Regions from separate parts of the Mus musculus genome. Here region 1 is linked to region 2. A link is a loop called in an ENCODE intact Hi-C map of the cell type or tissue named here. Cell type or tissue: heart. All regions are shown on one strand. Each heading gives the region's core, and the rest is flanking DNA. Links, peaks and the distances in the headings are about the cores only.

What was found. A loop is a pair of places that touch in the nucleus more often than their neighbours do. Peaks named below come from ENCODE experiments on the same cell type or tissue, not always from the same donor. Only the 100,000 strongest peaks of a DNase experiment are listed, where the experiment ranks them.
Region 1: a loop joins it to region 2, with 2.0 times the contacts of the local background. A loop is called at or near these places in 1 of 42 quality-filtered maps.

What each region holds. Positions count from the first base shown.
Region 1 is chr9:70,940,318-70,944,711 of GRCm38, reverse strand. The region is part of intron 2 of Gm32017 (a long non-coding RNA gene); the gene reads right to left. It also overlaps a transcript of Lipc not described here. Among named protein-coding and RNA genes, the nearest start is that of Lipc, 7.7 kb to the right of the region's middle. In heart, for the core only: no CTCF peak of the experiment used is centred there; DNase peaks (open chromatin) are centred at 1,631 and 1,881.
Region 2 is chr9:70,845,939-70,850,332 of GRCm38, reverse strand. All of the region lies in intron 1 of Lipc (lipase, hepatic), which reads left to right. Among named protein-coding and RNA genes, the nearest start is that of Gm32017, 66 kb to the left of the region's middle. In heart, for the core only: a CTCF peak has its summit at 2,693; DNase peaks (open chromatin) are centred at 1,835 and 2,452; H3K4me3 peaks cover 724 bases; H3K27ac peaks cover 2,136 bases.

The DNA.
Region 1 (4,394 bases), core at 261-4,260, 94 kb before region 2:
GATTTTAACTTTCTTAGCAGGGAAGTAATTGAAAGGGTGGCACTGTCAAAATTAGCACTACTAAGGACTTTTTTCAAAGAGGGAAAATATTTCTATCAAATGTTATAAAGATCATAAATAGCTAATTCAAATTTGTAGAATAAATGTCAAGATCACAAAAGACAAATGGGTAGAAGAACAGGACCATGCCCACAAGGGAAACACAGTTGGTAATAAACATGGTGCAGAAGGATGAATTCACAATAAAAATCACAGGCATGTAAACGAGGACATCTGAAGAGGATGATTTACGTATTCTTAAAGAACAACAGGAAAACACCGAATGCTAACATCTCCTGGGAGAGAGTTGCCCAGAGGTTGCCTCATATATTCACTGGTAAGCCTGACCTCACCCATTTACCAAAACTGTCACCGCTAAGAATTCACCCTCAAGAAGTAATTCAGCAAAATCAAAATGGTCTCTCAGCATCTCCGTGATTTCCAGATGCTAAAATGTCCCCTAGAGGAATCCCATCTACACTCCAGACTTCTGTCCTCAGGGATCTGCAGGGACAAACCAGGACAAAGCAGATTTCCCTGGGAGGAAAATAAGGGATCTGGAGGGGACATTAGATCAAGGAGAGGGGGCAGCAGGGAAAAGGGGAGCCACAAAAGGGAGTGTCAGTTGTCTGAGGTGAACTGCCACAGGATCAGATGGGAAACACTAGTCACTTCAGACACAGGGGTGTTTCATACACACACACACACACACACACACACACACACACACACTTTCATGCCTTGTGTGCTGGTTAGCATGAAATGCCCGTGAACCATCACCAAATAGAACCACCTGAGAAGAGGGTCTCAATTAAAGGAGGGCCTGCATTAGATTAGCCTGTGGGCATGTCTTAGGGCGGGAGTGTCTTAAGAGTTGATTGATGTAGGAGACTCATCCCATGGTGGGCAGCATCATTCCCTAGGCAGGGGTCCCTAAACTGTATGAGAATGGAGAAAGCTAGCAAGCAGACAGCAGGGATGTGTTCACCCTCTCTGCTCTTGACTGTAGCCGTGCTGTGAGAAGCCACGTGAGTTCCTGCTTTGACTTCCCTTCAAAGATGGCTCGTGAACATGGCCTGGAGCTACAGCCTCTTTCTTATCTATGGTCAGGCAGAGTAAACCCTTGCTGAGTGCCCTCTCCTCCCCACCAGCCTTCAAGCTTCTTCGGGAGTCATCCCCCAGTTTCCACATTGAAACTGAGTCTGATCGGTCAGTCCACGTAGGCACCCTGCTAAGAATTCCCCTGAGATTGAAGGAATCCCCATCTATCTAACCCAAAGAGAAAACACAAACTCTCAGAAGCAGATATGTTAGATTTTTGATATTGTGACAGTTACCTCGGAGAAACAATTTAAAACGAGGAAATGTTTGAGCTGGCTGGTGGTTTTAGGAGTTAAAGCGCATGCTCAGCCTGTTCCTGCCACTGCACTGAGGCAGGGGATCATTCTGAAAGGGTGTGGTGGGGCAAGTTGTTCAGCAAATGATGTCCAGGAAGCAGAATGTCGTCAGTCTGTGTCAGTAAGTACTTCTCTTCCTTTGAATCCACTCCCTCTGTGCCTCCGGTCTCCAGCTCACATTCAGGGTGAGTCTTTCCCTTTAGTTAATGGCCTCAGAAATGCCCTCACAGATACCCAGATGTGGACCTTAGGAATGCCCTAGGTGCTTCTCGATCCAGTCAAATTGACAGTCAAGATGAATCACTGAAGCAGTTCCATGCCAACTCCTCTTGGGGAGGGGCTCTGGGGAGGGTCCAGCAAACAGTTCTCTCTAGTGTTGGAAACATGATAGCAACAGGGCACACAACACATGCTACACTCTCTCCGCGGGACACAGTACACAGTGAGAGACCAAGAATAGACTGGCAGGGAAGTCCTGTATTACATCACTCTGGTGAGTCACCCACAAGCCTTCGTGCCCTATCCTAGCAACACTGGGAGGAGGCTCCAGGGTGGTTTCCACTCCCCCCAAATAATTGTTTTCTCAGATCATAAACTATAGAACTTAATGAAATGACTCACTTTTAGAGTTATCTGGTTGATGATAGTTAATGAAATTTACTCCAAAATCAAAAAGTAAATATTAGAGGTTGGGATTGTCCTAATTAGCTTCAGTAGACAATGTAACACAGCCTAGAGTTGTCTTCGAGGAGAGCCTCTCTTAAGAAATTGCCTTCAACAAATTGGCCTATGGGGTCTATGGAGAACTGTCTTGATGTTTTAATTGATATAGGTGGGCTCAGTCAACTTTGCACAGCACCATCCCAAGGCAAGTGGCCCTGAGCCTTTTAAGAAAGCTACCTAACCACAAGCCAGGGAATGAAGCACAGCATATGTGTGTAGGTCAGAAAACAGCTTACAGGAGTCAGTTCTCGCCTTCCACTATGTGGGTCCTAGGGATTGAACTCATGGCACAAGGCTTGACAGCAATTGTCTTTTCCTACTGAGCCATCCTGACGACCCTTGCTTTTCAAAGGTGCCCAGGTAAGATTTCTTCCAGTGGTTTCACAGGAAATCAGATGCCAAATGATGGCACTGGAGCATGTGCCTGCAGCACAGCCTCATTCTGTCTACTTCCTGTTAAACTCGAAGCTGCTTGGGACTTTGCTCTGAGTCCCACCCCTCCTACTGGATACATACATACATACATACATACATACATACATATATACATACAATTTCATAACATATAATTTCATCCTACTACCTACAATATCTGCATATTTTTCTACCATCAGCTGGTCTCCTGTGCCATTACAGGACTTACCTCTTTTACATAGTTGGGAAAAGGCTGTAGAACTTGTTTTTATAAGAATGCATCTGATATATGCATGTGCTCAAATGTGTGTGTGTGTGTGTGTGTGTGCTCGCATGTGTGTGTGTGTGTGTGTGTGTGTGTGTATTACAAAAGACACAATTCCATTTTTAAGACCTTAGATGTGTGTGGAAATCTCACAAATAAGTCCTACTCTATTTAACAAAAGTGTTCTCGTTGTATGAACTTTAGAATCAAACCTACAGAGTTCAAATCCCTTTCCACCTCTGACTACAGCAAGGATTTGGGTACTTCTGTAATCTGTTTGCCTTTCATCTTTGCCCATCTATAGAAGGGTAATAATGCCTGCAACCAGGACTCTCCCTGAAGCTCAGATGTACTCGAATAGAGTCTGGCATTGGGCAGACAATTCAGAAGTTGTCCCCTAAATTGTTAGCCCCTGTATTAAGCATCCCTGGAGATCAACTACTAACTTGAAATTGATTGCTGAGAATAAAAGGGAACAAATAGAAGCCAATTCCCAGCTTCCTGCAGCCATGAATTGCAGGTGCTAATCCTAAAAGGCCTTTGTGAGGATCTAAGTCACATGGCATGTAGACCTGCTGTCACAGAAAGGCATGGGCCATTTCTATTTGACACCCAGGGTGACAACAAACTCCTCAGAATGAATGCCTGGTGGTCAGGAGCCTGGAGCCTAGGAAGAGAGCCAGTGGCCCCATGCTGGCTTCCTGCTTAAACTCTTGGTTTGACCCCATCAGACACAGCAACCTGTGCCTCAGTTGGTCTCTGAAGGACCCAGTACCCCAAGCACAAGCAGCACTCACTCAGATAAAAAATGCAGAGAAGGTGTGCCACAAAGTCTATACCATGTCCTCGCTCTTTCAAAGAACCCAGAAAGCCCAAGGGAACAGCAATCGTCACTGCTCAAAGCAGCGGGGACATCATCCACTCCCCTTTGCTTCTAAGTGTAACACAAAGAGCTAACATTCTCCTGGGGCTGTGCAAATCATAAAATGCTTCACTGCTACGCTACATAGGATCTACACCAGTGCTTCTCAACCTTTCTGATGCTGCGACCTTTGAATACAGTTCTTCATGTTGGGGTGACCCCCAACCATAAGACTAGTTTCATTGCTGCTCCATAACTGTAATTTTGCTGTTGCTATGAATCCTAATGTAAATATCTGATATGCAGAATATCTGGTATGTGACACCCCCCCCCCCAATGGGTCACGACCAACAGGTTCAGAACCACTGGTCTAACCCCAAAAGCAAACTGCCGGAACTTGGAGGGTTGGAGCTGTCCCTCTGTTTTTTTCTGGTTGTTTCACATCCACAGCTGGAATCCTGATAGGAGGAGTCAGTTGTCTGACCCAGCCTGAGATGTCTACAAAGGAGCTTAGGGAGGGGGTTCCAGCCCAACCCTCCTTCAGTGCTAAGGGGGTGGGGGGAGATGGTTTACAGAATTCACTTCAGTTCACACAACCAGTTAGAGGACAGCTGATATGAAGACACGCCTACTCACCAGGGTGAACCCCTTGGGTAAATAAATGGATGCTGAAAATGCTCAAAATGGTGAGTTC
Region 2 (4,394 bases), core at 230-4,229:
GTTCCCTACCCACTCACTCTCACTTCTTGGCCATGGCGTTTCCCTGTACTGGGGCATATAAAGTTTGCTAGACCAAGGGGTCTCTCTTCCCAGTGATGGCTGACTAGGCCATCTTCTGCTACATATGCAGCTAGAGACACGAGCTCTGGGGGTACTGGTTAGTTCACATTGTTGTTCCACCTATAAGGTTGCAGACCCCTTCAGCTCTTGGGTACTTTCTCTAGCTCCTATATTGGGGGCCCTTGTGTCCCATCCTATAGATGACTGTGAGCATCCACTTCTGTATTTGCCAGGCACTGGCAAAGCCTCACAGGAGACAGCTATATCAGGGTCCCTTCAGCAAAATCTTGCTGGCATATGCAATAGTGTCTGCATTTGGTGGCTGATTATGGGATGGACCCCCAAGTGGGGCAGTCTCTGGATGGTCCATCCTTTCATCTTAGCTCCAAACTTTGTCTCTGCAACTCCTTCCATGGATATTTTATTCCGTATCCTAGGGAGGAATGAAGTATCCACGTGTTGGTCTTCTTTCTTGATTTCCTTGTGTTTTAGAAGTTGTATCTTGGGTATTCTAGGTTTCTGGGCTAATATCCACTTATCAGTGAGTGCATATCAAGTGACTTCTTTTGTGATTGGGTTACCTCACTCAGGATGATATCCTCCAGATACATCCATTTGCCCAAGAATTTCATAAATTCATTGTTTTTAATAGCTGAGTAGTACTCCATTGTGTAAATGTACCATATTTTCTGTATCCATTCCTCTTTTGAGGGACATCTGGGTTCTTCCAGCTTCTGGCTATTATAAATAGGGCTGCTATCAACATAGTAGAGCATGTGTCCTTATTACCAGTTGGAACATCTTCTGGGTATATGTCCAGGAGAGGATCTAGCAGTAGTACTATGTCTGAAGATAATTTTGGTTATTTCTCCTTATATTTTAAGGAAGGTTTCTCCCCCATTTTAAAAGTTTTCCACAATAAATCTTTAGTCCTTTTGAAATTAAGGTTTAAAACTAAATGGTTTTTAGTTTTAAGTTTTGCCTTGTTTTATTTGCTTTCTAAAAGAGTCAGAAGCCAGGACACAAGTTAAAAAACAAGCTATGTTAGGAGGGAATGACCAGGGCAAACTGGGTGTGCCAATCTGTTTGGGAATCCCACAGGGATCAAAGCCAGGGAAATGACATCTCTAGGTCCCTATCTTTTAAGGTGACCAGACTTTTTATGGAGTCCCAGACTTGTGGCACCCATCTTAAAGTGGCCTCTTTATGATGTTGGAGACCCAGCTGCAGGAGAAGCATCCTACTCTCTGGCTCTGAGTATATACTGGAGGCCACAAGCAGAGGGAAGAAAGATGAAATCCTGGTCCCTGTCCTTATGGTCAATGTAAGCAAGCTAGGCAGTCTTGACAAGATGACCTGCCACAGTGAGGGTCATTTTATAAACGTGGAACAAACAACACTCCACCTTTCAGCTCCTTTAAGGCAAGCAAAACACCAAAAATTAAATTAAATAGAATAAAAATATGGAGAAAGGGAAACGCAAAGCATCATGGGAAAAGCAAAACTCCCATCTCAAAGGCTGTTCCACTTTCTGCAGCCCCCTGCTACAGAGGAGCGCAATTGTTCATTGGGCACGGACCCAGGTTCCACACACCACACTCAGAATCAAGGAGTTCGTTTAACCAGCACTGAATAGATTACAGTTCCTCTGAAATCCCACATCCCTTTCTGCCAAGAAGCTGTTTTGCAAGCTGACACTCCCTTGATGTGAATCTGTAGCCCGCCCACTTCACTGAGAAAACAATTTTAGATCAACCCTGTTCTAGACACTTGCTCCCAAGGACAAGCTGGCAGAGATTGTGCGGGCTTCAACCTTTCTGAGCTCTTTGATGATCAGAAACGAGGAACAATACTAGAACAAGTGTTATTAATACAAATAGTCTCAACAATCTTCAAAGTGGATCCCGGGCTCCCTAGGAGGCAGGGCTCACTCAGAGCTGGCCTCTTTTGCCCTGACTCCTATTAGATGGCTAACTCCCAGAAGAAGAAAAAAAAAAAAAACAAATAGTCCTCAGAACAATGGAGGGAAGTGCTAAAAACCAAAGGTGAGGAAAGAAAAGGAAAAGGAAGTCGATAAACGGAAAAGAGAACCGAGGACTCAAAAACCAACTGCAGTTAGCATGAGCCTTGTTTGAAAACAAGAAAAGAATAAGGTTCTCTAGCAAAGCAGCCCTCGGAAAGAAACCCCCTTAATTCACTCTCCTAGAGTTAAGAACCCAGAAAGACCCCCAAGGCAGCTGGAGCCTCAGCCTTGGCTCCGCCCACAGCAGCCTCTGCACTGGGATCCTCCCGGAATCCCTACCCTAGGCATAGCTTCATGGCTCTAGGGTGTGGCAGGTGGGGCTTTCTGTTTCCAAACCTCCGAGTCATTTTCTTCTGGGTAAACAAACATCTCCTCTGGCTTTGCCAACCTCACCCTGCCAGAAAGTCATCGTGCTAAATTAGTAGTGTTTCAATCAAGTCTGTGACAAGCTGGTGACAGATTGGGAGAGGGTGAGTGAAGCAATCAGATGTTGTTATGGGAAAGAGGCAGAGGAGAGAAGAATAACAGGGGCTTAGCAAACATGCTTGTCCGAGTGGCCCGGCTACCAGCTGAACACAGAGAGTGTGGCGCCTGTTTGTGGTTGGAACAAGCGGCTTAGCCTTCCGAGCCGCTGCTGCTGTGGACCTGTTAAAGCTGGGTGGCCTCCATTTCGTTGTACTCTAAATAATACAAATTTCAATAAAACAAGTAAGAGGCTGGGTGATAGAGAACGCTTTTAGATCCAGCACCTCGGAGGCAGGGGCAGGTAGATCTCTGAGTTTATGGTCAGTCTGGCCTTACATATCAAGTTCTAGCTCAGCCAGGGCTACATAGTGAGACCCTGTCTCAAACAAAAAAGATAGAAAAAAAAAAGAAAAGAAAAGAAAAAAAAACTAAAACTAAAACAATTATGAGGAGCTTCCACAAAACTGGAAATAGTGTTGATGCTGCAAGAAGTGTTTCCTTGACTTTGGTTAGTTAGTTAGTTAGTTAGTTAGTTAGTTAGTTGAGTTGTTTGTTCATTTGTGAGTTGGTTGGTTGCTTTTTGGTTTTGGTTTCTCTGAGATCAGGTCTTCTGTGGCAAAGACTGGCTTTAAACTCTTAAGTGGCCAAGAATGACCTCGAACTTCTGATCCCCCTGCCTCTTGAGTGCTTTACTTTCACATGTGAGCCACGGTGGCCAGGTTTATGTGCTGCTGGGAATAGAACCCAGGGCTCCATCCATGTTAGGAAGTGCTCTACCAACTGAGCTTCGACCCCGCACTAGAAATGGAGTTTCCTATTGTTTCAACAAGTGTTACATTCTGCTCTAATTTGCCCTCACTTCAAGAACAAGAGAGTAAGACAGAGAGGTAGGAAGGGCAACTATCTGGCTCAGTAAATAAAAGAAGTTAATGGACAAACACGCACTGTGTATTTGTTTCTAAAGTCTCTGTAACGAAATGCAAATTAAAACAGGAAGAAACACTTGAGGCTGCGATGTATGTGTTTGGTGGAACCTAACTATTGAAAGATACAAGTTCTTATGGGTTTCCTATTTTAAAATTTTATTAACTTTATTTTATGTGTGAGTGTGTCTGTGGAGGGCATCCGAAGGTATTAGATTCCGTAGAACTAGAGTGAGCCACTGTGTGGGTGCTGGGAATCAAACCCAGGTCTTCTGAAAGTATAAAAGGTGCTCTTAACTGCAGAGCCATCTTTCTAACCCTTTCTCTTTAAATCTCTCATTCACCCAGCAAATACTGAACACTAGCTATGGTGTCAGGACACACTCATACCTTTAACATGTGCCTCTCTGGGTAGACCTTCATCAGAATCAAACTTTATCGGTGTGAAGTAAAAGTGATCTATATGTACTATATAAATACAGTCCATAAAGGGAAATTCAGAGCCAGATGGGCAATGTACCTTTCTGAGTGTCAAATAGTGGGTTTCTGGGAGAGTCTGAGTGAGGTCTGAATAAGAATGGCGAGGTAGGGTTAAACTGGAAGATATTTTGGAGACAAAAATGAACAGGCGTTGAAAACTGATTCAAAGTTTGACAAGGGAGGAATGGGATCAAGAATACCTGAAGTTTGAGGCTTCGGGTGTCAATCACTAAGCTGAAGAAAGATAGCATGAGGAGGTGGCCCCAAGGGGGAATAAAATATGTCAGGTGCTGTGGGCCCTTTCTGTAGAGCGGCTGGCATTGCTGTAGGCTCGCCAGTATCTCGTCCCTCTCCTTCCCAGTGCTTTTCCACATGCATGTGGCACGTCTATCTTCTTTGTCACCTGTCCGTGCCTTGCTGGCACCAAGCTAGGCTTTAAGAAC